Regions from separate parts of the Mus musculus genome. Here all the other regions are linked to region 1. Evidence: chromatin loops called from intact Hi-C (ENCODE). Cell type or tissue: heart. All regions are shown on one strand. Region 1 holds the start of Kmt5b (lysine methyltransferase 5B). Region 2 overlaps Aldh3b2 (aldehyde dehydrogenase 3 family, member B2). Region 3 holds the start of Ndufs8 (NADH:ubiquinone oxidoreductase core subunit S8).

Evidence for each region. Peaks named below come from ENCODE experiments on the same cell type or tissue, not always from the same donor. Only the 100,000 strongest peaks of a DNase experiment are listed, where the experiment ranks them.
Region 2: it touches region 1 in a loop (2.6-fold over the local background); 3 of 42 quality-filtered maps call a loop at or near these places.
Region 3: a loop joins it to region 1, with 5 times the contacts of the local background. A loop is called at or near these places in 4 of 42 quality-filtered maps.

The regions. Positions count from the first base shown.
Region 1 is chr19:3,764,318-3,772,317 of GRCm38, forward strand. It overlaps Kmt5b (lysine methyltransferase 5B), which reads left to right and starts at 3,572. Exons shown (of 11, transcript NM_001379678.1): 1 at 3,572-4,023. In heart, CTCF peaks have their summits at 4,508 (motif pointing right) and 5,226 (motif pointing right); DNase peaks (open chromatin) are centred at 3,564, 3,834, 4,124 and 4,604; H3K4me3 peaks cover 3,135 bases; H3K27ac peaks cover 2,541 bases.
Region 2 is chr19:3,977,128-3,985,127 of GRCm38, forward strand. Aldh3b2 (aldehyde dehydrogenase 3 family, member B2) reads left to right here. Exons shown (of 10, transcript NM_001177438.1): 2 at 372-534; 3 at 934-1,044; 4 at 1,287-1,407; 5 at 1,526-1,611; 6 at 1,724-1,805; 7 at 2,103-2,489; 8 at 2,879-3,045; 9 at 3,565-3,664; 10 at 3,881-4,538. The coding sequence ends at 4,065. Gm52386 (a long non-coding RNA gene) reads right to left here. Exons shown (of 3, transcript XR_003952881.1): 2 at 7,628-7,808; 3 at 4,527-4,707. Among named protein-coding and RNA genes, the nearest start is that of Gm52386, 4.6 kb to the right of the region's middle. In heart, a CTCF peak has its summit at 3,432 (motif pointing left); a DNase peak (open chromatin) is centred at 3,424; H3K27ac peaks cover 1,615 bases; H3K27me3 peaks cover 588 bases.
Region 3 is chr19:3,909,388-3,917,387 of GRCm38, forward strand. It overlaps Ndufs8 (NADH:ubiquinone oxidoreductase core subunit S8), which reads right to left and starts at 3,387. Exons shown (of 7, transcript NM_001271443.1): 1 at 3,323-3,387; 2 at 2,302-2,359; 3 at 2,179-2,229; 4 at 1,774-1,869; 5 at 1,511-1,683. The coding sequence starts at 2,359. It overlaps Aldh3b1 (aldehyde dehydrogenase 3 family, member B1), which reads right to left. Exons shown (of 10, transcript NM_026316.3): 9 at 5,907-6,006; 10 at 4,104-4,697. The coding sequence ends at 4,507. In heart, a CTCF peak has its summit at 3,024 (motif pointing left); DNase peaks (open chromatin) are centred at 2,592, 3,484, 4,528, 5,354 and 3 weaker places; H3K4me3 peaks cover 2,390 bases; H3K27ac peaks cover 2,409 bases.

The DNA of each region.
Region 1 (8,000 bases):
CTTGTCAATGACCTAGTCACTTAGCCACAGGTATTTTGCTACAACCACAGAAGAAGAATGGAGTGTGTGTTTAAAAAGAAGTATCTTCTTGAGAATAAATTAGTACATAACGGAAAATTAGTGTTACAAATACAAAGAATTCATACAGCTTCAGAAGGCCTGGGGTTAATGAGGGAGGTAAAAGATGCTGTGCAGGAAGCCTAAGAGTGAAGACAGAGCACTTGACGTGGTGTCTGACCCTAACAGGAGAATACCCCAAACAAAACCCTCATGTTGTACATTTGTTCCAAGCTCATTGGTATCCAACAGAAACGTCATCAACTGAATAACCTTGAACCCCTGGATCTGGGAGATGGGCTTACCCTTGAAGGAACTCTGGAAAATTCAATAACCCCTCCTTCATCCCTTCCAGGAATCAGAATTGAACATGGCGCTCCAGGGACAGCCCTGAAGGCTTACAGGCAGCAACTTAACAATCCCTTCTTCCTCTGTGCAAAGGAGTAAGGGTTCAAAAAGAGTATCAGCTAATAGACAGGCTAGCAAGTCTGGTACTGTAAAGGTAGCGAGGTAAGGATGCTAGGTCACTGTAGGCATAAGGGAGGACAGAAAGAGTGCTGGAGCTGAGTTACAGAAGTGTCTGAGGGGCAGTCCAGGGGCCTGGTGGTGCCCTTATCCAAGACCAGGAAGCCAGCCAGCCACCCAGAGGTTCTCAGAATGCCCAAATCTATCTCCATTTCCCACCAGTTTCAGATACCTGCTTCAGATTCAAGACAGCAGAGCAGTCTTGAATTTGTTGGAGAAGAGGCTGGAGAGGTCCATCTGAGAGAGTCCAAGCACCCAAGCTGCTTTACAAGTAGAGGTTGAGAAATGACTCACCCAACTTGAGATCCCATGGTCAGCCCCATGTGCAAGAACTCCAAAGAAGTACAGGGTCCCAGGATGCTGATGCTATCCCCCGAGGCAAAAGGGGACTGGTGAAATGAACATTTGGAGAAGGGGTACCATGGAACACGGGACCAGGCTGGGTGACTAAAATGCTACTGGGCATACCAATGCCTGCCTGTTGACCACAGGAACTGACTCTGTGGGCTTAGTCAGTGCCCTGGCAATGGCACTGCTTGCTTAGGGGACCTGCCAGTGTTTGGCTGGGGCTCCCTTTGGTCAGCCTCAGGGTGTTTCTGCTAGGGCAGACTGAGACTCTCCCGCCAACTCAGCCTTTCTTTAGAGTTGTTAAGCCCTCAGAGTCCAGCCAGTTTGGGTGGGGGGCCCAAGCTCTGTGGCTGGTTCTCCTGCCATAGGGCACCCAGAGGCTTCACATTGTAAATGCCGAGCCTCCTGTCATGTGGGGACCCAGCAGGTGCCTGGCCTTCTATTTCCTGATCCCTACTCTGGGCCAGCTGGCAGGAGAATCCTCTAGCTGGCCTCCCACTATAGGAAAGTCTAATTTCCAGTTTCCCCCAGGAGGGCAACTCCCAGCTGTGGCAAGAGCCAACTCAGCCATGACCTCCGTAGATCAAGCCCTATAAAAGCCCCAAGCTTTCAGCATGGCTCAACAAAGGTCCTGAGCCCAGCCCAGTTTCATCAATCATGGTCTACCTAGGTCTCAGAGCTGCCGCTAGAAGAGCAGCAGTTGTTGAGGGATTGGAAGGACAGCACTGGACAGGCTGAAAGGCTGTGCTATGCTCACTTGGGTTCTTCTATGGCAGGCTAGAATCCCAGTCCATTTCCTTGGAAGGGAATGCCTACACTTGGCCTGGCATTCAGCAGGGAATAAATGGAAGCACTTAAGAGCTATACAGAGCTGGGAGCTTGGGTGAGCCTGAAGGGTCATGTGCTGTTGTTTTGAGGTGGAAGACAGGAGAATTTGGGGCCCAGGGTTGCTGAAGTTTGGGTGGACTTGGAACCTGAGCATTCTACCTCTGAAAGTCAGTCTAGGACCATTGGTGCCCACTGGAGGGACACCATCTGGTGTCCCGTGTATGTTCAGCTCTTTGGCATTTGGTATCAAACGTGGCAGAAGCAACTTTAGTGTCTCTGGCACATATTTGGAGCCAAGTCCTATAGAAGTCTTGTGGGGTAGCGGTATTAAGAAACTAGAAAAACACAACAAAACTAAGATCAAAGGAATTGTTAGCTGTGTCTACAAAAAGGGAATACAGCAGGATAGATCCGATGCAACAGGTGACTGGAAAGGGCAGGAAGTCGACCTGAAGTGTCAAGCCCTGTATCTCCTGTGACTGGTCTCCTATGCCCACTGCCCACTCCCAAGATGGTCTGTAGACTGAGGATACAGGTCACACAGCTGAGGTCAGCACAGGAATTCTGGTTTTGAAGAAATATACCTTCCCAGCTATGTGTCCTTAGCAGGTTTCTGTGCCTCTGTTTCCCATCTATGGAAGGGGATAACAAGCGTCGTCAAGTACTCAAGATCAAAGAGGCAAGGGCAATGGGAGCTAAGTTGGTATTTGCTTGACTCTGCTGAGCCATCCTCTAGAAAATGCCTACTATGCTAAGGTATGTGAGTGTTCAGTGTGGTAGTGGTGTTTGCAGGGAACCGAGGCAGGCTGGGGCCCTCCTGCAATGGCCTCAGCTGTTCTCCCTGTCTCATGTGTCGCTGGAGTTGCATTCTTTCTTTCCATTGCCTGGACATTTTCGTACCTTTCCATAACACCCTCCACCTCACTCAGGTGTTTGCTTCAATACGTGACAACCTCAAACACCTCCTTCAGGTCCCAACCACCTGCTTCACTTTAAAGCCTGCGTTTTTCATAGAATAGTGTATAAGAGGCTCTGGCTCCAGCCCTGAGTAGTTGAAAAGTCACCCAACTAGTCCATGCCTCAATTTCCCTGTGTGTAAACTGGAACCCACAATACTCTCGACCTCTGGGGATTACCCTGAGGGACAAATAAAGGGACACACCAGATCGTTGGGAACGACGTCTGGTTAGGGACAAGGATGTGACCCTCGTTATTGTTGTGAGGCACCCCTTATCCAACTGCAAGATCCAAGGGGTGGGGCTTCACCATACCCCAGGCGTGGGTGCAAGCCACTCCGGATCTTCCGCCCCAAGCTCCCGGAGGACCAAACCGCCTTTCTTGCGCCGGTTGAGCCCGAAGAGGGCGAGGAGTGGCTGCGTCGTGGAAAGGTTGTCACTCAGTAGGTGCTCAAGGAGCGGCCGGTGTCAGCACGGGGGACCCAAAGCACGCTCCCTCCCCGCCTCCCGCGTGGTACCGTTCAGGTGGCCCACATGGTCTTGAAGGGTGTTTCTGCTTCCAACGACACCCATCCCCACAACAAAGAAACTCGCCATTCCCGGCCGCCTCCCCTCAGTGCACCCCGGAGGCACAGCGGGCCCGGAGCGCCGTGCGCCTCGCAGTTGCCCCCTGAAATCGCAGCTCGGGAGCTGTCCCTGGTAGGTGCAGGTGCGCACGAGACGGGGGCGGGGGCCAACCCCGCGGGGCAGCAAGCGGCCGGGGTACTAGGTGGCGCCCACCGGGCGCGCGGCGACGCCGCCTCCACCGAGATTTAAAGGGCAGCCGGGCGGAGGGATCTTCGAACGACTCTCGCTGCGATCCCTCCGCCTCGAGGCTCAGCGACGGCAACGACGTGGTTTCTTTGGTGGTGGTGGTGGGGGGGATTTACTCTTGTGCCTCCGCTGTCGGGTGCCGCGGCAGGGAACTTCATTCTCTCTGGTGTCTCTCAGCCTCTTCCCGCAGAATTCCGTCGAAGCCATCGCGGCCACTAGCGCGGAGCAAAGGTGCGCGCACGCTCGGTGTCGGCGTGGTGTCCCTCCGCCGTCAGTCGTGGACTCCTTTTCGTGTCCTTCCACCGAGCCCGGGCGGTGTCCGGGTGGCTCACCGGGGGCGGCGACGCGTCTGCGGCGCGGCAGCGAGGCTCGGGGGCTATGAGGTGAGGACGCCCGGGGACCGGAGGCGGCACCCGGCGCTGCGCGAGAACGCAGGACGCGAAGCCCCGAAGTCGGCGGATGCCTCTCAGATCCCGCGACTGCGCGCGAGGTGGAGGTGAGGCCCGAGGACTGTGAGGCGGGGGTGGCCCGGCGCTGCGAGCCAGGGCTCGGGGACAGGGGCTTGGCGCGGGCCGCGGTGGTGGCCGTGGCGGCAGGGTTGGGGGGGCCCCTCGGCGGACGCGGACTCCTTTATTTCCCCCCCCCTTCCGTCAGCGGAGGCAGCGGGCGGTGCTACGTCCGTGCCGCCATATTGGATTTTACTCTCCAATTTTTTTTTCTGAGGAAATATTTTTTGGTGATTAATTTTTCTGGAGGGACCAAAAAGTGTAGCCGGGCGCTTCGGGAGCTCGGTGGCGGAGCTCTTGGACGGGCCCGGTGCTGGAAGACCGGCAGTGCTGGCGGTGAGCCGCGGAGGACGTACGTGCGTGCGTGCGTGCGTGCAGGAACCGGGCCGCGGGGCGGGGCTGCGGGGCCGGGGCGGCCGGGCGAGCGAGCACGGCCTGCAGTGTTGGCGGCGGCCGGAAGGGAGCGGTAGCGGTCGGCGAGGGCCGGGTCGCGGCCGCACGAGGGGAGCTGCTCGGCCGCTCGGGATTGGGGGACTGTGTTTTTCCTCTTCTCCAATGGGCGGCCGGCAAGCGTCTCGCCCAATCTGCTCGCGCCGGCTCGCCGAACTTTCGGTTGTTTTTGTTTTGGCCCGAGCCTCGTTTCCTGTTGCTCCAGGCTCAGACTGTCGCGCGCGGGGGTGGGGTGGGGGTGGGGGGCAGTCGCTCGGGCCCCACGCAGTGGCACTGGCGTCACTCGATCTGTCATCCGCTCGTTCAGCCAGAGTGCAAGAAGGAGAGGAGGAGACGTGAAGTTCATCTTGAACTTTCTGATGGCGCTCACTCTGAGACAGTCCTCTCAGAGGAGCAGACAAGATGGATTGCCTGACTTGATTTGTTTGTTTGTTTTTTAAACCTGCTTTCTAGACTTAAAACTGTCTGACACAGGCCTGAGGGGTTGGGAGGCTGCCGAGTGGATGGATTCCTTAGAGGAACTCGCTTCTCCTTGTAACTGTTCCCCGTTCTTATTTATTTATTTATTTATTTTGACAGAAACGCCAGCCAGTTTGGGTAATTAGTAGACAAAACATAAGCCCTTTCAGAGGCGATGAAGAAGTTATTGTTTTTCTTTTTGCCTGAAATGATCACAGACAACTTTTTTTAAAGATTTATTTATTTCTTATATGTAAGTACACTGTAGCAGCCTTCAGACACTCCAGAAGAGGGAGTCAGATCTCTATTCTGATGGTTTTGAGCCACCATGTGGTTGCTGGGATTTGAACTCCAGACCTTTGGAAGAGCAGTTGGGTGCTCTTACCCACTGAGCCATCTCACCAGCCCCCACAGACGACTTTTGAGTGAAGTCCATGCCTTAAGAGTGAATTGCCAAAGACACACGTTTGCAATGTAGACGTGGGTTTGACCAAGTCCCTCACTAAGAGCCCCTATGGTCCAGGGTTAAAGTGTGCAAATAAATGTCTAGGTGTCATACATGGGCAAACAGTAGACTCTGAGTCTATAGCCTCTCGACATCGGACACTGTACTCCCTCTTCCAAGCTCACTTATGCTAGTTGCCATACCTGGTGCCTTTTGGCCATCCGGTCTCTGGCTTTCTCCTGTCCCAGCATACATCCATCCTTAGAAAAGCCGCAAGAGAGTATAGCCTGCTGCTGGCATAGGCTTATGAAGAAGCATCCTGGTTGGCCTGCACAGAAGCCAGGATTCCTCTGTTCCCTGAAAGTCTTTGCATGCTTGGTGAGATTGGCTTTGCCATTGCACGTACGTTGGTTTTCTTGTGAGCCTGTTGAATCATAGTTGAATCATAGATTTAGCTGGTCTACCTCGGCACAGGTGCTCAGTAGTCACAGCATGAAAGAGATAATTTGTTAATTTCTATGTCAAGCCTCTTTGAGGCTTTTCAAATTGTATCTACTCAGTGCCACTGAAAGTGTTCTTTAAAATTGTTATAAAAGAGGAAAAGAAAAGAAACAAACCCCTTAACTTTGTATACTTCAAGAGGAGACTAGGCCTCCATCCTTTCTCTGTGATTGAAACCCAACTCTTTAAAAACCATTTCCAAGGACTTTCCTTCCTCTCCCAAGTGCTCTTTTGAATGTATTTTCACCCACTGTGGTGACACTGGGCTCTCTGTACTTGTAGAAGTTACCAGTGGACCATGCCCAGGAAGGCTGGGTTGCAGAAATGTATGCAGATGAGAGGGCTGTGTTCTGGGGTGTTTGTGCAGTCCAGCAGGTGTTTTATAGGTGGGTAGGGCAGTCTTTTTAAGTTTCCCTTTGGTCATCAGTGGATCTTACCTCATATGTAATCTCCTACATAGTTGTCAGCTTACAGGTTTATAATGCCCAGCTATGTGTCTGGTTGTACAGCAGATTTGTGGATAGTGTCTGAGAAGCTCCGTGTCCTCAGGAGTGCTTTTCCAGTGGCTTGCAGAACAGATGCTCTCAGAGAAATCATTATGATTCCATCCATTATTTTGCTTGTCACATGTGAACTTTACCTTCTCTCTATTCACCAAAATCCTTTTTTCTGGTCAAAAGGTCTGGGACTTTGTTAACTCTAGAGCATTTTTTACTTATAAAAACAAGGGACTACATGCCATCCCTCTGTGGGCTCACATTATTGGTTGCCGAGCACAAGTTGAGTGACTGTAGACACAGCACAGGGGACTTGTATCTCAGGTGGAGGTAGTTCTTGGCCTACACACCAGCTTTATATGTCCATGCAACCTTTGCTTTCTCTGTCTTTAATTACTTTGTTTTTGGAGTGGATAGAACATTGTTTTCCTGGCATGAAGACTGACTGACTGATGGACTTCAGTGCAGCAGTTTGCAAAAGCAGCGTCTTTCTTGGATAAGTTGTCAGTTTTTTTTTTTTTTAAAGATTTATTTATTGACTATATGTAAGTACACTGTAGCTGTCCTCAGACACTCCAGAAGAGGGAGTCAGATCTCGTTACGGATGGTTGTGAGCCACCATGTGGTTGCTGGGATTTGAACTCCTGACCTTCGGAAGAGCAGTCGGGTGCTCCTACCCACTGAGCCATCTCACCAGCCCCAAGTTGTCAGTTTTGAAATCTTAAAATATCGGGCTGCAGAGGCAGCTCAGTCAGTGAGTTCAGTTCCTAGTACCCACATCAGGTGGCTCACAAATACCTGTAACTTCAGTCCCAGGGAATCTGACACTTCTGGCCTCTAAGAGCACCTACACTCATGTGCACGTAACCACACACGTACACATAATTTAAAATAGTAAAATCATTTAAAAAAAGGCTCATATCTTGAAGTGTGAATTAAAATCCCTGCTGATTTTTAAATATATTAGAAGTTATGTGTATGAGTTGTTGTGCCCGAATATGTGCATCTGGTGCCCCTAGAGATCAAAGAGGACATCCAGTCCCTTAGAACCTAAGTTACCAATGATTAGGAGCCACTGTGTTGGTTCCGAGAACTGAATTTGGGTCTTTTGCAAGAGTAACAAGTACTTATAACCATTGAGTTATCTCTCTACCTCCCAAACTTTGAAGTTAAATGGCCGAATTCCATAAGCTTACTGTACAGATAAGGGTTCTTATTGAGCAGGTCAGGAGTTTTAACTGGGAGATGGGGGGGGTGTCTTTTAAAATCCATTTTCCATATCTGCATTCTTCCTTCTACTCTAATAGGAAATTGTTAAAGACAGTTTTTTTTAAATAGTAGATCTCACTGTAATCTTCACCCACCCCCGAAGTAATTGGATGCTTCCTAAAGATTAGAAGTATCAGTGAGAGGAAAGGTGTCTGATCAATATCTAAATTATTTTTTGTTCAGTATAATCTGAAATCCACTTTTTCCTAGACACTTTTCAAAGTGAGCATAGTGGCTGGCTTGTACTTACAATCCTAGCCTTCTAGAGATATGAGGCTCTCAAGTTGGAAGTCAGTTTAGAATACATGGTAAGACCCTGTTTCAAAAAGCCAGAACAAAGTCTGGT
Region 2 (8,000 bases), 210 kb after region 1:
TGGAGGACCTTTGGGATAGCATTGAAAATATAAACGAGGAAAATACCTAATTAAAAAAAAAAGAAAAAAAGAGGGAAAATTATGAAATTATTTATTTCAAACAACTACAAACAAAAAGTCATAAAAATAAAACGAAAATCAGAAATACACAGTAACCGCATGTGCATACAACTCCATTATGTGGCCACTGGTCCCTATGGTCTTTGGGGGGGAATATAAACCTCGGGGTTGGAGGATAGGGCTGGGGAGGATGGGAAAGTAGATTATGGCTGATGTGTACTGGGAGGCTGCCTTGGCCCTGAGGCTGATGAAGCTCTCCCCCAAGGTTGACAGGAGCACAAACTACCAATGAACACTGTCCCATCCTGCAGGGCAGGCCCCTCTGAGGCCACACTGCACAGCCTGCGGGAGGCCTTCAATGCAGGGCGGACTCGGCCTACTGAGTTTCGGACTGCACAGCTGCGGAGCCTGGGTCGCTTCTTGCAGGAAAACAAAGAGCTGCTGCAAGATGCACTGGCTAAGGACGTGGGCAAGGTACTGTATGGGGGATGAGTGGGGCATCTAGATGGGACAGCTGTGCCCTTCCCAAGCTGGGCCAAATCCTTTGTGACATCTGTGCCCTTGAGGAGGAGCAAGTATCCCAGTTTATTTAACCCTTGCTCTATGCACAGACTGCAGCATTAGCTAAACACAGCTAAACACACGGAACACCCCCTGAGGGGCCAGCATAACAGCTTAACAGTTGTTACCAAATTGGGAAACTGAGGCACTCAGCATAAGTTGCTTGCCCAAAGTCTCAGAAGAGGCAGCTGCAGTTCAGGATTAGCCCCATGGGACAACCACACTGTTTTTATAAGCTCAATGTAATTGTCCCAAGCCCTATCCAAACAGTAGGCCCAGCCCAGCCTTGAACCTGACTTCCTTACCCCACAGTCAGGCTTCGAGTCAGACATGAGTGAGATCATCCTGTGCGAGAATGAGGTGGACCTGGCCCTCAAGAACCTGCAGACCTGGATGAAGGACGAGCCTGTGTCCACCAACTTGGTGAGTCCTGTTGGCTGAGGGATGGTGAGTGAAGGCAAAAGTGGGGTGGCAGGGCACGGGGCAGCCTGCCCCAGGCCCATTCCTGCCCTTGAGTCCAAAGTAAGCCAGTCTTCTCATGTGGAGACTCCATCACCCAGGCACTGGTGTGTGTGTGTGTGTGTGTGTGTGTGTGTGTGTGTGTGTGTGTGTGTGTTAGACGGGCTCTTACTCATCTGACACCTGACTATGGTTCTGCATCCTAGCTCACCAAGCTGAGCTCAGCCTTCATCCGGAAAGAGCCCTTTGGCCTGGTGCTTATCATTGCACCCTGGAATTATCCTGTGAACTTGATGATCATACCTTTAGTGGGGGCCATTGCTGCAGGTGAGTGGGGTTCTGAGCCCTCCTAGTCTGATGAGTCTTCCCAAAGAAGGCTTCCAGAGGTCCAAGAAGTGTGCAAGCACCAGCCTCCCCTCACTACTTCCCCACTGGCTCCTGGCAGGAAACTGTGTGGTGCTGAAGCCATCAGAAATTAGCAAGAACACAGAGAAGGTGCTGGCAGAGCTGCTGCCCCAGTATCTGGACCAGGTGAGCATGGCTTTGCCTGTCAAGCAGCTGGCACACCCACACCCCTGTGCTGGCCAGTGGGGAGGTTCTCCTGCCCTGAGTCTGCCTCCTGAGCTGTCTTCCTGCCTTGTAGAGCTGCTTTGCTGTGATGTTGGGAGGACCCGAGGAGACCAGGCAGCTGCTGGAACACAAATTTGACTATATCTTCTTCACAGGTAAGGAGAGCCCTGTCCAGGACCTGGGGTAGGGGGACAGCAGATAATATGGTGCAAAAGCATTGTGGGTAAGGCCATAGGCCGGGGAGGGGATGAATCAGGAGGTGGAGGTGTCCCTGAGGGTGGCTCTCCAGGCCCTCTGAGAATCTTGGAGATTGGCTTCTGGGTGGTCAGGATGGAGGCAGACTCTAGGAGGTAGGTGGAACAGCCCAGAACTTGGGTTGAGAAAGGTCTCTGTGGCCAGGGGAGGCCAAAGGTAATGCTAGTTGACCAGGTGCCTCTTGACCATGTTCTCAGGAAGTCCTCGGGTAGGCAAGATCGTCATGACTGCTGCTGCCAAACACCTGACACCCATCACCCTGGAGCTGGGGGGTAAGAACCCCTGCTATGTGGATGACAACTGCGACCCCCAGACAGTGGCCAACCGTGTGGCCTGGTTCCGCTATTTCAATGCCGGCCAGACCTGTGTGGCCCCCGATTATATCCTGTGTAGCCAGGAGATGCAGGAGCGGTTGGTGCCTGCCCTGCAGAATTCCATCACGCGTTTCTATGGAGATAACCCACAGACCTCCCCCAACCTGGGCAGAATCATCAACCAGAAGCATTTCAAGAGGCTCCAGGGATTGCTGGGCTGTGGCCGTGTGGCCATCGGTGGCCAGAGTGATGAGGGAGAGCGCTACATTGGTGAGTCTCCTGTCCCTGTCCCTGTCCCTGGCACACAGCCCACCTGGGCTGAGACCCTTCATACTGAAGAGGGCCGTGTTGGACCCTGGTTGTCAGCCTCAGCATGACTCCTTGCATCCTTAAGTTAACCTATTTTTGTGCTATAACTGCACCTAAGCCTGTGACTCCTCAATTACAACCCTAGGTCCCACAGCTTTAGACTCACTGAGCTGGGACCCCAGGTGTCTGGGCTCAGATTTCCATTTGTTTTCCATTGTCCCAGGAGGTCAGGTCCCTGGACACTCAGACCCTGGAATCCTGAGGTTCAGATCCTGAGTGTGCCCAGTCTGGAACTTCGTTCCCATCCTCACCATGACAACAAGCAAGGCTGTATCTCCCTTTGTCCTCAGCCCCCACAGTGCTGGTAGACGTGCAGGAGACAGAGCCCGTGATGCAGGAGGAGATCTTTGGGCCCATCCTGCCCCTGGTGACTGTGAGAAGCCTGGATGAAGCCATTGAGTTCATCAACCGGCGGGAGAAGCCTCTGGCGCTGTATGCCTTCTCCAACAACAACCAGGTGGGGCCTCTTGGGGCTGGGCCACAGAGTGGGTGAAAAGGGGACAGACTGGTCACATCCACTGCTTAGGGCATTAGACTAATGCTGCAAAATTTAGCAGATAGCCTGGTTCCATTGAATACTGCACAAAGACACATGAAGACAGGCACAGGCAGGGCCACAGGTGCCAGGTGTCCTCTGCTGGCAGTAAGAGGCGTTCTAGGGAGGCCCCTCCCCCTTCTAAGCTGTGCAAAATTCCTCATAAGCCAAGCTCCTATGAGATTGAAGGACAACACCATAGAGGACCTCACAGGCAGTGCTTGCCTCGCTGCAGTGGGGATCCAAGCTCTTTCAGTTATAACCTTCTCATGCTTTTAATAATAGGCCTTGTAAAGTGCGCCCCCTAGTGAGTGCTTAAAATAAGGCACTGCTCAGTGTAAGGAGGAGCTGGGGGAGGCAGTGCAGAAGGGAGGACTCTCTATTCCCCGGTGGACTGTCAGAACTCACCCACCAACCTTTGCTCACTTCCATCTCTTTCAGGTGGTGAATCAGATGTTGGAACGCACCAGCAGCGGTGGCTTTGGAGGCAACGATGGCTTCCTCTACCTGACCCTACCAGCTCTGCCTTTGGGGGGAGTTGGTGAGTTCCTGCCCCCTCTTTCCATCCCAGAAAGTTCTTTGCTACTCCACTTGGATCCAGGCTCTGGGTCTCTTATGGCCTCAGGTTCCCTATGTATAAATCGTTCTTTGATTGCCCTGCGTTTCTCTGAGCTCCCTTGCAAGCTTTGAGCTTCCCAGGCTGGCGAGCGGGGCTGCCCAGGTGCTGCCCTCACACTCTCTCTGTGTGTCCTTGCAGGCAACAGCGGGATGGGCAGGTACCATGGCAAGTTCTCCTTTGACACCTTCTCCCACCATCGTGCCTGCCTGCTGCGCAGCCCTGGGATGGAAAAGCTTAATGACCTCCGTTACCCGCCTTATGGTCCCTGGAACCAACAACTGATAAGCTGGGCCATAGGCTCCCGGAGCTGCACCCTCCTGTGAATGCCACCTTGACTCCTCTCTCCTGCTTCCCTGCCCCAACCTACCTGAGCTTTCAGCGGCTTCCAAGTCCCCAGTGGTTTTTGAAAGGCAGGTGTCTGGCCCAGCCTGTGAATACCCCACTTCTGGAATGTTTTCTGAATGTACCCGCAGCCAGGCAGATGTATACCCCTTTCCATAGCACAGCATCCTCAGCAGCCTCCTGCTCTTCTGCTTAGACAGAGAAGCCCCCTCACCAAGTTTGGGCAGATCTGGTGACTAAGGCAGACTTAATTTGTCAGATCGTAACAGGATCCCAAAAGACAGAGCAGCTGCTCACAACTTCATCCATACCTAGAGGGTGGCTTTGTCCCACCTGAAGTGACATGATCATGACCTCAAATCAGAATTACTGGTGGAATCTCAGTGTGTTCATTTGTTACTTTCCTGTAGCTTCTATTAAATGACCTCACATGGGCAAATTCAGGGAGAAAAGATTTACTGTTGGCTCATGGCACCAGAAGGGGCAGACATGACATTATAATGGTAGTTCATAGAATGGCAAGCCAAGAAACAGCATGAATAAGAAGGAAAGCATGGTTGATTAGTTATGTCTGTTCTGGATCCGGCAGGAGTGTGTAATATGTACTGGCCACATCTCCGCTCCTAGAAAGATATAATGAGAGGTTGAATATGAAATTTGAAACTCGGGGATAAAGAGGTAGCTCAGTGGCTAAAAGCACTGGCTGTTCTTTCAAAGGAATTGTTCCCAGCACCCACATGGCAGCTTACAATCATCTCGAACTCCAGTTCCAAGGCATCCAACACCCTCTTTTGCCTCAGCAGGAATCAAGCACACATGTGATGTGCAGATATACATGTAGGCAAAACACTAATACATGGAAAATAACAAAATCTTTAAAAGTGGAGGCTTTGGACTGGGTGTGGTGGCATATGCCTTGAATCCCAGCAGAGGCAGAGACAAGTGGATCTTTGTGACCTTTGTAAGGTTAGCCTGGTCTACAAAGTGATTCCAGGGATATGTAAAGACCCTATCTCAGCAAACAAAAACTGAAGGTTTTATCTAAACACGGGGAAACCGAGGCCTTGAGTCAAGACAGAATTGTGTTAAGCTCATGGAGGATGGCGGGGGCAGTGCTGAGGGACAGCTTTGTTGAGGGCTGGAGGCTGGGTAGACAGGATGCCTGGGCCCTGAGATTGGCCCCTTGTTTTTCCCTGGTCCCCGCCCTGGAGCCACTTCCAGTTCCCAGCCTTGGCTATTGGGCTCCTCATCCTTAGACTCTCAACAAACCTGAGCTCGTGGCCTGCAGTTGAGAAAATTAAAGAAGTGTGGTGTTAGAAATTTGGGGTGATGGAGTCTCTAGAATGGTACATAGGGGACACAGCAGAGGCACATAGCAGGGGCTTATAGGTGATTGAGAAGAGAACGATAAAGAGAGGAGGTACCTGCTTGTGTGGATGATGGCTGACCGGATGAGATGGTCAGATGATGAGAGTGGTGGACAAGTGCATGGGGACAGGTGAGTGGCAGGTTTGGGAGCCACCCTGGGGCTCCAGTGGGGTCATGTGGGACCAGCTGTAGGTGCTGGGCCCACAGTGGTCATTAGGTACTAGGGAGGCCATAAGAAAGTAGACAATACAGGTGCATCTTCCTTCACTCATCCCAGGGCATTCGGTTAGTAAGAAGAAGCCATAGGACAGCTCTGGAGTGAGAGATGAAGGGACTGACGACAGAGAAGGTGATGGAAAGGCAGAGCGTACAGCAGGACCCCAGCTGTGGAGTGGGAGGTCATGTCTGATTGTAGGCAGGATTCAGGTAGAGGCATATATCTGTGTCAGACCATGGCAAGCAAGTGGCCTCCTGCCCTGTGTGGGCTGTGTTAGTGTTTTGTTTTGTTTTGTTTTGACAACTTGACATAAACCAGAGTCACTTGGAAAGAGGAAACCTCAACAGAAAAAAATATCCCCATCAGATTGGCCTGTAGGCAAGTCTGTGGGTCCTTTTCTTGATGAATAAGTCTCATGGAGAAGGCCCAGCTTGCTGTGGGTGGTTCCATCCCTGGGCAGTTGGTCCAGGGGTGGGTAAGGAAGCAGGCTTCCTTACAAGCTATGGGGAGCAAGCCCATAAGCAGTACTCCTTCATGGCTTCTGCTCCAAGTTCCTGATATCAGGTTCCTGTCCTGACTTTCTTCAGTGATGGATTTGTGTAGCCCTGTCAACCCTTTCATTCCAAGGAGCTCTCGTCATGGATCCTTTATCACCGCCTCATTTAAAAGCAGGATGCTGTCCCCTAAGCTGTTACAGCTTCAGCTCCTGACAGGCAGCACCAAGTTCTGAAAGTCTGACCTAACACAGTGAAGAGGCAAAGGCAGAGCTGTTCCCTGTGTGTGTGGGGTGGGGGTGGGGTGGGGTGGCGTGCCTGCGGACTCAGAGGGTTCTCAATGGCCTCCGGAGGACTACAAAGAGATGTCTCAGGTTTCTCTGCCCCAGCATGGCCTGAAGTCTATTCCTATCCAAGCATTTGTTCTCTAGAAAGCAGACACAAGAGGACAAAAGCCAGCTCTGTCTGCTCGTCTTGTCCCCAGTAGACAGCCAGAGTTGTCCCTGCCTGGTTCCTGAATCGAATTAATAAGGCAGTTGCGGAAGGGCTGAGGGGCAGAGAACAGTCACCGCTCAGCTGCCTCCTCTCTCTCCCTCCCCTCAACTAGCCATGCATCCCTTGAGAAGAGAGAAAGTGTCCCCACGAAGACATCATCAAACCCAGGTCCTGGACCTTGGTCAGTCCACACGTGGCCTGGCCACAAGCCTCCTGGTCAGTCCACATGTGGCTTACTTTCCAGGTCTCCATTTCCAGTTGGGCCCTCACCCTTCTCAGGTGTGGTGCTGGCTAGATTCCTCTCCACACCCCTTTCCCATCTCCCCAGGGCCTTTCTTCCCCACTTCTCCAGGTGGAAGCCATGTGGTCTCTTGGCTGGTCCCTGGCACAGCCTCATGGGTCCTTCTTTTCCTGGCTCAGTCCCCAGGGCTGGCTTCCACACAGCATCCAAAGCTTTTTCAAAGCAAGACAAAGCTGACTGTCACCTACCAGCCCTGGGAGGAAAACACCAGGCAGATGTTGTAAGCCCTACATGACACACATGACACACGCTCATGTCCCCAGTGTCACTTTGGGATTCACTCAGGGAGATAGCAGGTCATTTGTGAAGGACAGACAGAGATGGGAGTCTGGAGAAGAGCTGGTAAGACAGTGGCCAGTGTCATTTCTTGAGGGCTCAGCAGACCAGGCACAGGGAACAAGGCTGTCAGACTTTTACCAAGATATGACAGACAGGCCAGAGGAGCTGAGCAGACAAAAGGAGCCACAGCCTGATCAGGAGAGTGGAGGATCAAGCCTGGGACTTCAAACCCCCTGGGTCCATGATTCTCAGGCATGGATCTCAGGCCACAGACCCTCTTGGATCAAGATTTACAGCTTAAGGGTGTGGTGGCAGTAGATTAGTTCAGATGCATTTCTGGGCCTCAGTTTCCCTAACTAGAGAGATGCTGGGCTCCAGCCCTCGCTCACCTTGGGATGTTCTTGCTCTCCCGTACTCCCCACTGCTGTCTTGAGCTCAGGGCTGCCTCACCCTCACTTCCCATGTAAGGCCCAGGGAACACGCTTCCTCTCTCCAGGTGACACAGCTTGTCAGAAGCCATCTCTTTCCTCAGGGGTCTAACTCACTGTGGCCTCCACAGAGCTGAACCTCCTGGCAGGAAGGAAGGAAGCTGAACCCTCCCACCCCCCATAAACAGCCAAGTTGCAAAGCAGTTCCTATTTGCAAGGCCCTATGGGAGTCATCAGGACCCCAGCAGCTGGAGTGGTGGTGGTTGGGGGGGGGGGGCTTCAGACTGACCATCAAGGCTTCAGGCTGGAGCAGGGCAGGGTCCCTGAAGGAGAC
Region 3 (8,000 bases), 150 kb after region 1:
CAGCCCTCCAAAGGAGCCACCGCTCACGTGGCCCCATTAGTCTCTGCCAGGTGACCCTCCTGTCCCACAAGGAAAAGATTATGATCTGCTCTGCTCCCTGAAAAGGTGTGGCCCTAAGAGGGCCCCTGGATAGTAAGTACCCAATTACTGTCATGTTGAACAACTTTGCTAACGATCCCCATTTGTTGGAGAAACTTAAGAGAGATTGAAAGATTTCCTGAATTCACATAGCAATGAGGGACACAGACCGAATTTTAAGGTATATTCTTAACTATCAGTTTCTGAGGGGACAGCTATATGCCAGCTAAGGGTAAGAAGGGATGGCCTGGAAACTACAGGCCAGGAGGACCTTTAAGGAACTTGATACTCCCTAGTGGCAAGTTTGCTACTCACAGTAGAGCCTCAGGAGGCATACATCTTTCTTTCTTTCGAGACAGAGTTTCTCTGTGTAGCTTGAACTCTGCAGTTCTGGTTGGCCTGGATTAAAGGTATGCACCACCATGTCCAGCAAAGGCACACAGCCTTTTGTGTTTATAACAGTGGGAAGAAAATCTCTCCTGGCTACTCTTACCGTTATAGGGAGAATATGGGGAAGGAGCCTAGCCTGTCTGTGCAGAGTGCACACCACCTAGGAGCCATGCCAGACATCACTGAGCTGCTGAGGCACAGCTAGGAGCTGGAGTTACGCATGGCGGGCTAGGTAGTGTCCCTGGGCAGGTCTCACGGCTGCAGCTGCTGGAGCTCATGTTAGACACAACAAAGCCATCACTGCATTTTCCTGTTTCCAAATAGTCCCAGCCTCCGGCATTCTGTGCAGCACCCACCAGCATAACTGAAAGCCAGGCTCTGGGGAGCAGCTAAGCTCTGGGGAGCAGCCACTCCTGTTGCACATCCTCAGCTTGAACACAGAATGGCCACACAGACAGGGCTCCTGAAACCACGCCATGGCCTCTAGGCTCAAATGTCACATGATTATTGACTCCCAGGGTAGGATATGAGTACTCCACGTGGCCTGCTTGGGATGGAGCCGCCCCCCAGCCGGCTTCCTGACTCAGCACTTGACATTAAGGACTCACTGTCCCCCACACAGGGTCAGGGTTAGGCCAAGCGAGAAAAGGACAATGTCAGGTGTCTGTGGCAGTGCATACTTTTATCTTAGTACTCCAGAGGCAGAGGTAGACAGATCTGTGAGCTCAAGACCAGCTTAGTCTACACAATGAGTTTCAGCTGGTGCTACATAGTGAGACTCTGTCTCAAAAGAAAAAAGAGCCAGGAGTGGTGGTAGTATATACCTTTAATCCCAGCACTTGGGTGGCAGAGGCAGTCGGATTTCTGAGTTTGAGGCCAGCCTGGTCTACAGAGTGAGTGCCAGGACAGCCAAGGCTACACAGAGAAACCCTGTCTCGAAAAACCAAAAAAAAAAAGAAAAAAGAAGGGTCTTTCCCGGGGGAGTGTATCAAGGTAGGGGTCAGATCAGATTTAGGGCCTAGTAGTTAGAAGGCAGACTCACCTGTGCAGGACAGATGGCCTCACAGAGTTTGCAGGCAATGCAACGCTCCTCTCCAGATGGGTAGCGGCGCAGTGCATGCTCCCCACGGAAGCGCGGACTCAGTGGGCCCTTCTCAAAGGGGTAGTTGATGGTGGCAGGCTCTCGAAAGAGGTAACTTAGGGTCATGCCCAGTCCTGGGAGTAGTACAGAGCTGGTAAGAGGATGCTCTCCTCTCCGGCCGTCCACGCCTGACTCTCCCCTCTCCCCTCTTCACTGGTACCCACCTCGGATGAGTTCTGTCCACATCAGAATCCGAGCTGCATTGTCAGTTGCGGACTTCATGTCCACCTCAGACTCCTGTTCCTTCTTATTCACATACTCTGCAGGAGGTCAGGGAGGGAGGTTAATGGAAGCTGGCTTTGGAAGCGCACCCAGGCAAAGCTTTTCAAGTTCAGGGAGTGAGGGACCTAGGTCCTCCTAGTGGGTCCTGATAACCTAGCAGCTCTTTCCTGTCACATGCCTCCCGCCTTTGATGGTACTACAGTGACTGAGTCACAGTCTCTCTTGATCGCTACCTTCATTTTCAGAGTGGAAACTAGAGCTCACAGAGGGTCCCTAGCAAAGCAATTTCCCGGGCCTTGGGTGTGACGACGGTCAGAAAAGCTCAAGTCAGAATATTGGCTACTCACTGTACGTTGCCGCCACTGCGCTGCTATGAAGGCTTTGTCCATTAAGATGTCCTGCAAGGAGAGAGGTGATTTCACACCAGGAAGCTCTGCTCCCCCACCCCCAGGAAAGGCCTCTAGCCCTACCTGTGCGCATGGCCTGGGCCAAGGCCCGTGGCAGCATTGATGAGCTCAGGCGATACATCTGGAACATGGAGAAGGGAAGAGAAGGGTCTAAAACTGCCCTCCTCTGAACCTCTACCTTACGCCCCATTCACTCACAATCCCACTCAAGACCAGCACCCCTAACCCTCAATCTGACCTCACTCTGCTGACTCACAGTTCCTGGGCACCCCAAGTTCCTTCTATTTCTGCAGTTCCTAAGCAACCTATTTAATCCATTTCCCCATGTCCACTCCTCATCCTCCGCTCACACCAAGGCTCCCTGACCACCACCAGTGTATTCAGGAGCCTGGATGGTTCTTCTGGTGGGTCCTCCTAGTGGGTCCTGATAACTCTGAGCCAGGCTTCATGTCAAATGTCATAGACCCTGTCATCCTGTCATGTTAAGTGATTGCTCCCAAATTACCCAATGTCATTGGAACCAGGACAGGAATCCAGGAGATACCTGCAGAAAACCCTTAAAGATTTAAATAATTACCAGGGTCAAGTTCCTCTCCTCAACCCAAGGGGCTCCTGGAACTCTCCCCAACCTGCAGAGTGACCTTGGGCAAATGATGTCCCCTGGCCTCAGTTTCTGGATTACAATGTAGGAAGAGGGGTCCCGAAAATTAGGGATGTATGCAAACAAGGGGATTTTGACCAAGAGTCTGGCAGATCACCAACGCTCTAGCGCCCTCTTGTGACCTTTGACCTGTAGGGGTCGGCCAATTCTTGACCCCAAGCAATCCTGGATCCAACCTACCACTTTCTCTCAGACCTTCCCCTTGACCTCTGACCCTATGAACGCAGAAGGCAGCCGGCGAGGCAGCGCATGCGCCTGAGGGTGCAGGCTTTCCGGTCCGCAGCTCGGGAAGGACGCACAAGCCGCGGGTCCCGAGCCGAAGCGCTAGATCCCAGACTTCATAAGGTCAGCGGTGACACCCCGTTCAACCCTGTCGTTGCGTCACCCAGACCCTGTCTTCGCCGCCTTGCCCTGGCCACCCACCTTGAAGTGCTGCGGCTCCTTCCCTGGCCCAGATGCGGTTCAACCGGAAGGCGGAGCCTAAGCTCAGGATGCTGCCATTGGGCGAGCTTCTCACGCCTTTTTCCATAGTGCCCTTTCCTTCTTTGGTCTGATTGGCCTAGGGTCCTGTAGGAGGCGGGCCCAGGACTATATTTTTCTCTAATTGGCTGATGGGAGCAGATGCTTGAAGTTTTGTAGGGAGCTGCCATGTTGTATCAGAGAGGTTAATGCGCCTGACTTCCGAGATCCTGAAGGCGGGACTTCCTGACCTCGGTTTGGGACGCTGCTACAGTCCGGGGAGGCGGGAGGGGTAGGGCTCATTTGAATACTGCAAAGATGGCGACAGCGTACAAGCGCTTTAACCACTGGTCCTTGTAACGGCCGCGGGTAGCAGGACTTTTGTCAAGTCTGCCCCTAGGACTAGAGAACCATGAGGCAATCTGCATGCCTTGTATGGAGTGATCAGAAATGCTTCCTTCAGGAAGTAGTGTCTAAGCTGGCGGTGTAGAATCTGGAAGGCCAGGAAGGACATGTTGACTTAGTCAAAAACCAGGCCATGTGTAGAGACAGGATGTCAAAAATTTTGAGTTTTAGCAGGTGAGTGGCTGGAAGCGCCATCCCTTGGAGCATGGAGCTCAGACTGGTGGAATGTTTTACGGCTGAGTAAACTTGTGAGGTGAGGGGTGAGTTGTAGCTGGGGAAAGGTCTTGGACTTATCACGGAGGCAGCACCTCCACTCCAAAAAAGACAAGACACCTGTAGCTTGGAGTCAGCCCTCCTAGTTTAATACTTCCACGACGATAGGCTGTTTTGTTAAGGCTGTTTTATTTCCATTGTGCAGATAGAAAACTGAGAGTGAGAAGACCCAGACAGGCCTGGTCACAGAGTATGACCTGTGCCGATTATCACTGCTCCCTTGCAACACTATCCACGAGAGGGTGGGTAGTTCAGAAGTGCTCTGTTTTCTCGAAGATTCTATGGTCACTGCATCCCTTCCTGCCTTCCTACCCTCAGCCTATCTTATTCAAAGGTCCAAAAAGGGGAGCCCCAGGAGGCAGAGGGCTCCACCAAGAAGGGCTGAGCAGACTGCTCTGTGGCCTTGGCCCTGGCAGGCCACTTCTCTGAAGCTGTGCCCCAGGCAGGCTCCTGTACCCCAAAACCCCTGCTTACAGCAGGGTGCAGCTGCAGCACCTCTCCTCCATGGCCACCAACAACACCCTGAGGTTGCGACTGGAGTAGGGTGGGTAGCGCAAGTCATTGATTTTCTCCATTCCCGGGCTGCGCAGCAGACAGGCACGCTGGTTGGAGAAGGTGTCAAAGGAGAACTTGCCGTGGTACCTGCCCATCCCGCTGGTTCCTGTGGGCAGCACAGAACATGGGTCTTTAGGTCTTTAAGGGCCAACTGAGGGGACATCACATAGACTTGGCTTTGACAGGTAGGCTATCTTAGCCTGTTTCTCTGTGTGTTCAGTGGACTAATCACAAGGCGTTATGGATGAGTACTGAACTTGCCCCAGCCACTTTACCAGGTGCCCTTAGGGACAGGCAAACTGAGGTCATGGGTATGAATTCTGGAGCTAGGCTTCCCAACGTTGAATCCCAGCCCCATACTGAACACTCTAGGCAAGTGACTGCCTCAGGCTCTCTGTGAGAGTGGCATCTTTTTTCTAGGTTTGTGGCAGACATCTTCAAATCTGTGTAGCTCTTACTGTCTAGGAAGGAACAAGGACTCAACCCAGAATGTCCAGGGGACATGGCCTGGGTGGAGTTGGTAGTAATGAAGCTGGCTTGTTAAAGTGAGGGACGCCAGAGGATCATGGAGTCAGCCAGATAGTGTGTAAGTGGGGAAGGTGGGGGGAACATGTAAGGGTTCAAGTTCAGTAGCCATCACAAGAGACTAAGGGGGAACAAGAGCAGGACTTCTAGGCCAGACCAGGACTAGCCGGACAATGCTGTCATTTGCTCTGATATTGAGTCTGACCGGGTGGAAGGACCAGGGCACTTTCAGTGAGGAAGTCGACCTAAAGGAGAAGTAGCTGTCCCGGTCACATGCCTGTGGGCTTGCTGGAATATAGCTGTGAGGTTTGAAGTTGGGGGCGGGGGGTGGCAGGGGGGTGGAATGGGGCATCTCCACATGCCTGGCCTCCTGGAAACAGAGACACCCAGAGCTGGGTGTGCAGGGACTTGGGAAGGCTAAAGGAGGCATCATTTGGCCCTGCCATGGAGTTGAAGGCCAGAACTATGTGGGGATGGGTGGCCAAAGTCTGGGGGAGAGACAAAGAACTCAGTGGCTGGAGGCAACTGGTGTGTTTTTATAAACCCACCAACGTGATCTCTCTGTAGCTTCTCACCCACATGTTTAGTGCAAGCATATCTGCAAAGTTCCACCACAGACTGTAGGGAGGTGGGAGAGAGGCAGGCTAGTTGGACAGTCAGTGGGGAGGGGCTTATGCTGCACTGGGCACTGAGAAGGGGGCACATCTTCTGCAGTTAATGTGGTCAGGTAGCAGGATGGGGATGCAGGTAGGGGGTCAGCCCAGGAGGGCAGAGCTCTGCTGCTACCTACCCACTCCTCCAAAAGGAAGGCTGGACAGGGTCATGTGCATGAAGCCATCATTCCCACAGAATCCCCCGCTGCTGGTCCGGGCCAACACCTGTTTGATAACCTGGGAGAGAAAAGATGCAAAGCACTCCTGGACGGACCTTGTTTCAGTGAGGGCCAAGGGGGCCCTAATGGGGCAGACTCACAAACTCCACCCTGGGGCATATTCTCTATGGATCCACCTGTATGTGTCCCTGACAGGGTGTTGAGGGGACCTGGCACATCTACTCAGACGGGCAGAGTAGGGACACAGTGAGATGTCAAGTCATGGAGGTTTCCCAGGGAGGGAGAAGGGGAGGGGGATAACTACTGAATTTTAGTATAAATGAGACAGCTATTCCAGAGAGAAGGGGAAGAGAAATAAAGGGAGCTGGGGGGGGGGGGTGAGTTTGGGTCCCTAAGGTCAGGTGGGCATAGCAGCCTGAGCTTAGCCTTGCCTGAATTTCTGGAGGGTTTTCTCCAGTCTGCAGGTTCCTCAAACGCTGAAGGGAAAGGAGATAGGTTTGCCCTACTTACTCTGATGACACCTCTGAGTTGGGCCCTGTCTGGTGAAGTGGATCCTACCAGGTATCAGCATTGCCTCAGCCTGAGGCTTCCCAGAGCAACAGCCACATCAGAGGGAGAGCAGGCTGGAAACCAGCCTGGTCTCAGACCAGTGCTGGGCTTAGGAGACTCTGAGGGGCAGTTGGCCCTCTCTGCCAAAAGTGCTGTGTTGTGTTTTCTAACGGTCCCACAGAGGAATGGCTAAGTTTGAAGGTGAGTCTGAGATGGTCCCAGCAGAGACTTTCATGTAGAATGAGGGAGGAAATGGCCACAGGGCAGAGCCAGGACAGACTGGAGGCTTGCATAGTCAGACAGTGTTGGATATGGTAGCATGTGACTGTAATTACACCAGTGGAGGTGCGAGGGCCAAGAGTTCAAGGTAATCCTTAGCTACATAGTGAGTTGAAGGCCTGAGCTATTTGAAACCCCATTAAAAGGGCTGCTGAGATGGCTCAGTGTGTAAAGACTCTTGCTGCCAAGCTTGACAGTCTGACTCGATCCCCAACATACACATGGTGGAAGGAGAAGGCTGACTCCTCAAGTTGTCCTCTGACAACCACACAATAAATAAATGTAAAAGGAAAAAAATGTTTTTTAAAGTGGGGCTAGTGACGTGTTTCAGCGGCCACTAAGCCTGATGACCTAAGACCCCAGGATCCACAAGGTAGAAGGAGAGAACTGACTCCTGCAAGTTGACTTCCAGCTTCTGCATGTACACACAGATATAGACAAGCATGATTAAAAAACAGACAAACTGCTAAGCCGAGAGCACACACAAGAGGCTGTGCTAACTGACTAAATGAGGTCTAGAACACGTCTGCAGCGACATGGCAGTTGTCCCCTCCATAGAGAGAGCTCCAGCACATGGCCTCTCCCTTCCTTCAAGGCCAGCACGGAGGCTTGCTCGGACACTCCAGACAGGACAAAACAGCTCTCAGCAGAGCCTTCTAGCAGACACGGCCTTGCTCAGGCGCCCTTTAGCTTCCAGTGGCTCTGATGCTCCAGAGGCATTCTCTCTAGAAATCCCATTCCCTGGCGTGGAGTTGTGAGAAGCCAGGACACTGGGGACATTGCAGAGACCTTGGCTGAGGCCATGCAGCACAAGATCCGGAGCACCCGTGGCACAGATGCAGGAGGGCAGTGGTGGCGATGCTGCAATACTCTCCTGGCTCGACTATGGGGAGCTGCTTGTGGGGTGCCGGGAAGTCTACTGCCTTTATGGCGTTTTGTATACTTAAAGTTTTGTATAGATAAAGTCTATTTCATTTTAAGAATGGTGACAGCTGGGTATGTAACTGATTTGGTAGGGTTTTTTTTTTTTTTAATTTTATTACATTCTATTGTCACAGCCCATGAGACGATCTTTTGGGAGAAAAATTTGTGGGAGTCTGTTGTTCTCCCACAGGATTCTTGGAGATTGAGCTCAGGTCACCATGTTTTGTGACATTTTTACTGGCTCAGCTATCACTCATCCCCTTATTTGGTAGACTTGTTTGTTTGTTTGTTTGTTTGTTT